Linked DNA regions of Mus musculus: region 2 is linked to region 1. Evidence: chromatin loops called from intact Hi-C (ENCODE). Cell type or tissue: left cerebral cortex. All regions are shown on one strand. Each heading gives the region's core, and the rest is flanking DNA. Links, peaks and the distances in the headings are about the cores only. Region 1 has its middle 120 kb from the start of Gm25160. Region 2 has its middle 150 kb from the start of Gm31892.

The links. Hi-C counts contacts between places; a loop is a spot of excess contacts. Peaks named below come from ENCODE experiments on the same cell type or tissue, not always from the same donor. Only the 100,000 strongest peaks of a DNase experiment are listed, where the experiment ranks them.
Region 2: it touches region 1 in a loop (29-fold over the local background); 3 of 42 quality-filtered maps call a loop at or near these places.

What each region holds. Positions count from the first base shown.
Region 1 is chr8:97,344,785-97,347,710 of GRCm38, forward strand. No RefSeq gene overlaps it. Among named protein-coding and RNA genes, the nearest start is that of Gm25160, 120 kb to the left of the region's middle. In left cerebral cortex, for the core only: no CTCF peak of the experiment used is centred there; DNase peaks (open chromatin) are centred at 1,793 and 1,980.
Region 2 is chr8:96,151,623-96,154,548 of GRCm38, forward strand. No RefSeq gene overlaps it. Among named protein-coding and RNA genes, the nearest start is that of Gm31892, 150 kb to the left of the region's middle. In left cerebral cortex, for the core only: a CTCF peak has its summit at 1,421 (motif pointing right); DNase peaks (open chromatin) are centred at 680, 1,055 and 1,401; H3K4me3 peaks cover 921 bases; H3K27ac peaks cover 1,082 bases.

The DNA.
Region 1 (2,926 bases), core at 237-2,736:
TTGGGTGAATGACAGGTCAGGCTGCTGGATTCACCTACACAGATGCCAAGAAGAACAAAGGCATCACCTGGGAAGAGGATATACTGAGATTATTTGCTGAATCCCAAAACAGACGTCCCTGGGGCTTAAATGATCTTTGCTGAGATTTAAAAAAAGGGGGAAAAAAAGCAGACCTCATAGCTTATCTTTAAAAGGGAACTACTACTACTACTACTACTACTACTACTACTACTACTACTAATAATAATAATAATAATAATAATAATAATAAATAATAATAATAAAAAATATAATAGTATCCACTGCCTTATTATAAGTCAAAAGTTTCTTGGATTTTTAAAAATATGTTTTTATTGAAATAGAATTATAATACCTCTCCCCAGTTCCAGTCACCTTCCCCTAAAGGTCTCAACTGTCCCTCCCAATCTCAAGATAATGATCATTTTTCCTTTTGATTAGTATTATTACATACACACATACTTTTGTTTTATATATATACTTTCATTTTTGTTATTTGTGTGTGTATATGGTTTCAGGCAGACTAGTCTGCATTCAAACAACCAATAATGGGGCTCATCGCTAGGAGAGGTTAATTCTTCTCCCAGTAGTTATTAGTTTTTTTATAATTCAATGTCTAGTAATGGGATGCAGTAAAATGCACACTCATCCACACTAGCATGTGTATTGATATTGTTCATGTAGCCATTCCTAGGAAAAACTGTTTACTGCACACTACCTTAGATTTGGTTCTTAGAACACTTCTGTCCCTTATAGGCAATGTCTCCTGAGCCATAGATGCAGGAGCTGTGATACTGATGTATCTGTTAGAGCTTAGCTACTCCCAATGTGTGGATCTCTACATGGTGTCCAGTTATGGTTTCTATCTGATATAATGAGAGGCTTTTTTTGGCAAGGGATTGTAGTCACACTTATCCAGTAACTTTGTGTCTCACATGCAAAGAGAATTCACAGATTGTGGCTTTTGAGTTTTTCACAGATCATGAATATTTTGGGTGGTCCTGATTGAAGTAAAGTTGGCATGTAATAGAAATATTAAAATAAATATATTAAGAAAAATGAGTGAAATAGTTGGGTAAAGACAGTAAAACAGCATTAATTCTGCAATGATTTCTCATTGTCACCTTATCTATAAAAAGTAAAGCAAGAAGCAGAATCTAGTAACAACCAGGATGTATATGTCAGCAAAAAAGTTTCCTTGTGTGGTATTTTTGCTATAATTTTCTTATAATTTTTCATATAACATCTCATGCATATTATGTATTGATAAAATGTCTCAGTTTTAGCCTACACTTTATTGTTAAAGGTGTCTTGCAATATGCTATGTTTTAAAAATACTTTCTGCAAAGGAGTTGCGGTTGCCTATAGTCAGTGAGCCTATGATATGATAAAGATGAGATTTGAACTCATGAAAACCATATGAAATGCAACTCCCATCCAGATGACATATATATAATAAAACTCTAGTAAAGAATGCTAAATAAATTCTGCTCATTCCCACTCACTGATGCCTGTAGATGAAACAGATCTGAATGCCTAAGTTTACTGGGTACACGCATATGCCTTTTAAAAAGTTTAGCATTTTCAAACTTCCCAAGTGTTAACATTAATTAAACATATACTGTGAAGGAAAAGGACTTCCCTTAGATGGCATATGCTGCAGTTCGGCTATTTTTGAGTATTGTATAGAAGTTTTATAATGACTACTTTCTGGAATGTCATATTGTTTCCCAAATTGCTGGTCTGATGCCAACTGGTGTGACTTGCTGCTGTTTGTTTCCTACGCCTTAGGGAAAATGTCAGGTTCTTTCTAAATTAAGCAATTCAATTATGCAACTGCCTCCTTCAACCCCGTATCAGTTTTCTGTGCTACTATATTGAATGTCATAGGAAAACGAGAGGAGTCACTTCGTTTTAAAGTCTTGGCTAATCTTTGCACTGTTATGTACCAAGTCACTTGACCTTTCAGAGAATTGTATGCATACTCGTATACACACATATGCACATACACCTACATAGACACCTACACAGTGTTCCATGAATACATTATGTAGCAGAATTTAGGACAAATCTCCATATTCACCACCAAATTATAAAACGGAGACATTAAATCATGACATTAAATTCCTACTATGAGCCACCCACAAGTATATCGGGTAATTGAGGAAAGTGGACTTTTCTTTCAAAAAGAATGCTCCAATACTCCTGTGTATGATGTGGGGAAGTACAAGAAATGTGGCAGAACACATAACTACCAATCTTAATGTCACAACCCTTGGGACAGAAGGAAAATGACACAAGAAGAAATCAGAAGGGGACAGTCTTATAAAGTCTTGCTAGTCAAAATACACTTCTACAGAATCATGAGACTGACTTTATCTGGAAGACAAATGCAACAGAAAAGAACCCTTGACTCCAACTCTAGACTTGCAGAATTGAAACTACAGTGTCCCAAGCTTTCCAGGTAAAACAGTGCATTGGATATTTGACCAAGAGTGAAGCAAAGGCTACCCTTTTGAAGTCATTAATTGTAAACCAAAAATTCCACCCAAATTCAGATGATCATATAAGGAGGAAAACCAGGGTGTGGATACTTCAGTCCTGCATTGAGGGGGGAACAGGATGATCTTGGGAGGTGAAGGGAGGGGTGAGACCTCGAAGGGAGAGAGAAGGGAGAAGAAATAAGGGAGCAATATCAGGTAATGGAGGCGACAGGAGAGAGATACAGAAGGTCAGAGAATCTAATAAAAATATGTAGCGGTAGGGGATGAGGAACTTAGGGTAGCCACTGGAGAGTACCAGACGCCAGGGAAGCAAGGGGCTCCCAAGACCCAACCGGGTTGACTTTAACAGAAATGAGAGGCAAAGGGGAGAAAAAAACCTGTAGAGACCACCTCCGATAAATAGG
Region 2 (2,926 bases), core at 124-2,623, 1.2 Mb before region 1:
CATATCAGGGAAACTGACAAATCCTTACCTCAAACACCTGTTATTTAAAAATCTTAGCTAGTAATTATTAACTAGAGTTACCCTGCTGTGTTGCCACACATTAGTAGCTTCTCCAACCCCGTACCTGTTAACCATCCCTCTCCACCTCGCCCTGCCCTTTCCTCCCCAGTCTCTGTAGCCACCATCCTCTGAGATGAACTATCTCCCTTTGCGTATATCAGTATGGCAACTATTTTTCTGCACCTGTTTATTTCACTTAATGTCCTTTAGACTCATCCAGGGCATAGACAGAAAAATGACAGGATTTCGTTCTATATTTTTTCCTCAATGAAAAGCTCTCTCTTTGCATGAAAGGACTCTGCTCTGCTTTGACTAACCCCAGTTGGAAACAAGGTAGTAAGCTGATATGATTCGTTTAGATTGGGATCTACAAACGGGGCATCTTGGAGGAGACTCGGGAGTGGGTCGGAAGAGGGTGAGCACAGAGACTGCCAAACCCAATTGGCTGCTGGAGATTACCACGAAAGATCACCGGACAGCTTCCGAGGCAGCAGTGACTTTGAGGGTGGGTTGCAGAAAGTGAAACAAGGCTAGGTGGGGGCTACCGTGAAACAGAGAGTCTGGAGGAGTGTCTGGGAGTACATTTTGGGTGGTATGTATGAGTCAAGCTGGCAGCTGCCCTTCACGGTTCCATGGTGAGCTATAGAAAACCACAGGCTCAGAATAGTTTCCTGATTTCCTAAGAGCGCTATGTAATTTTCCAGAGTGCTGGGGATGACAAAGATAGATCCAAGTAACAGGCACAAATGAGGACCAGCGTGTAAGAGAATGTGGGTTCTCCTCTATAGTCCGTGAAACGCATAGACAATTTCTACACTGGGAATTGTGACTGTTCGCCCATGTGTCTATGTTTCCCGTGTGAAAGCAGGAATTGGTGTTTACCCAGCTTCCTATCCCTACAATAAGTACCAGGGAGAGTAAGTTACAAAGATAGCAAGCTTGTTTTGAGTCACTCATTTGGAGGTTTCAGGCTATGATGGGTAGGTAGGCTCCTCATTTTGGGGCAGGCAGCACTTCATGGTGGGAGCAAACATTGGGGAAACTGCCAAAAATGAGAGACAGTGAGGAACTGATTTTATTTCCATCTCGATGTTACTTTTTTTGTGTCTGAGACAGTGCTACCTTGTAGCAAGCTTGCAGTGATCCTTCTGCCTGTCTCACGTGTGCTGGATTACAAACGGGCGGGTATTCTGTCTCCAATTTGATATTAAAACATTCTGTTGAATTTATGATTATGCTAAATATATTTCTCTTGTTTAAGAAATATTCTTAGCCTTATTTATTTTCATTTCATTTTTGCATCGCATGGATGTTTGGCTCCCTTGTATGTCAGTGCACCGCATGCATGCAGTACTTATAATGGCCAGAAGAGGGCACCAGATACCGTGATATTGGCGTTACAGCCCGGTGTGAGCCTCCAAGCAGGTGTTGAGTATCAAACCAGGGCCATCTGGAGGAGCTGCAAAGCTCCTAGCTCTTGGGCCGTTTCTCCAGCTCCATTCAGTACTATTTTCCAACCCTTTGATTTTTTTGACAGTGTCTATCTCTCTGTGACATTATATTACTTGAAATAAATTTTTGTTTACTAACAAAACACAAATATGAAGTCCCATACTAGTAAATTAATCTGGATGACAAATCAGTAAACCTAGAAATTCAAGGTTCTCAGAAGAAGGTGAAATTAGAATCTCAAAGATGTGGCCTGGCAAGTCCAGGGTGGGTTTTGCAACTCCCCTCTCTACAGACAGAAGCACATAGAGAAGAAATTAATCCATTTAAAATAAAAGAGGGCTGGAGAGTTGACTCAGCACTTAAGAACATTGTTGCTTTTGACCTGGGTTCTGTTCCCAGCACCTATATCAGCTAGCATCTTACAAACTGTTTGTAATTCCAGTGGATTTGACACCCCTTTTGGCCTTCTTGGGCACCTGTATGCATATGGTACAAACCCCCAAAACCCAACAACACCTCAGAGTTATTAAATCAAATTGAGCTTAGTATTTCTTGATTTTCCTGGCTTGTGTTAACTGTCTGTGATGCTTAATATTGATTGTCAATATTAACCTATTAACAGGCTCTGGACTTGACTATGATACAAAGTCTCTGATCACACTTGTGAGAGATTATCTAGATGAGGATAGCCTTGGTACTGCTGCAGAGGAAGCATCTAGATTAAGCTCATTGTGGTAGGAAGACAAATCCTAAAGGTGGGCGGCGCCATTCCTTGGGCTTGGGTCCTGACTGCAGAGTCAATGCCTCCAGCCCCTGTGCTAGGATTTCACTGCTAGGGTGGGCTGTGCCCTTGGGCTGTGAGCCCAAGATAGCCCCTTTCTCCCTTAACTTGTTTTTGTCAGGGCATTTATTACATCGATAGGATAAGTAACGAATGCACTCTTTTTCCAAATCATTTAAATGACTAAAATCGGGTTAGTAGGCATAGCTGTGAATCAAAAGCAGCTTTTCCTGCTTCTGGAGTATGCGTGCTTCATAAAATATGGCCTCTCCCATGCCAAGACTCAGCAACAGTTCAGTTCTTTAGGAGCAGCTCTAGTGTCATGCTTACAGTAGATTGACTAAAGTATCCGTTTTTGCATAACTCCTGGAAGAGCTGAAGTGGTATGATTCTTGATTTTGCAGATATTAATCACAGCGATCCTTCATGTTGTAAGGGGTCTAGGAAGACTTTGTAATCCTAACCAGCTCATTTAATGCTTTGCTTTTTATTAAAACATTCATACTTATGTTTTTGGCTACTCAAATTATTTTATTTTGAATATGTTACTTTTGGGTGTGTGGGAGATGCTGTTTAAGTAAAGGCTGCCTCCCATAATATTCTGAGGGCTAGACATTCAATCTTATGTATTTA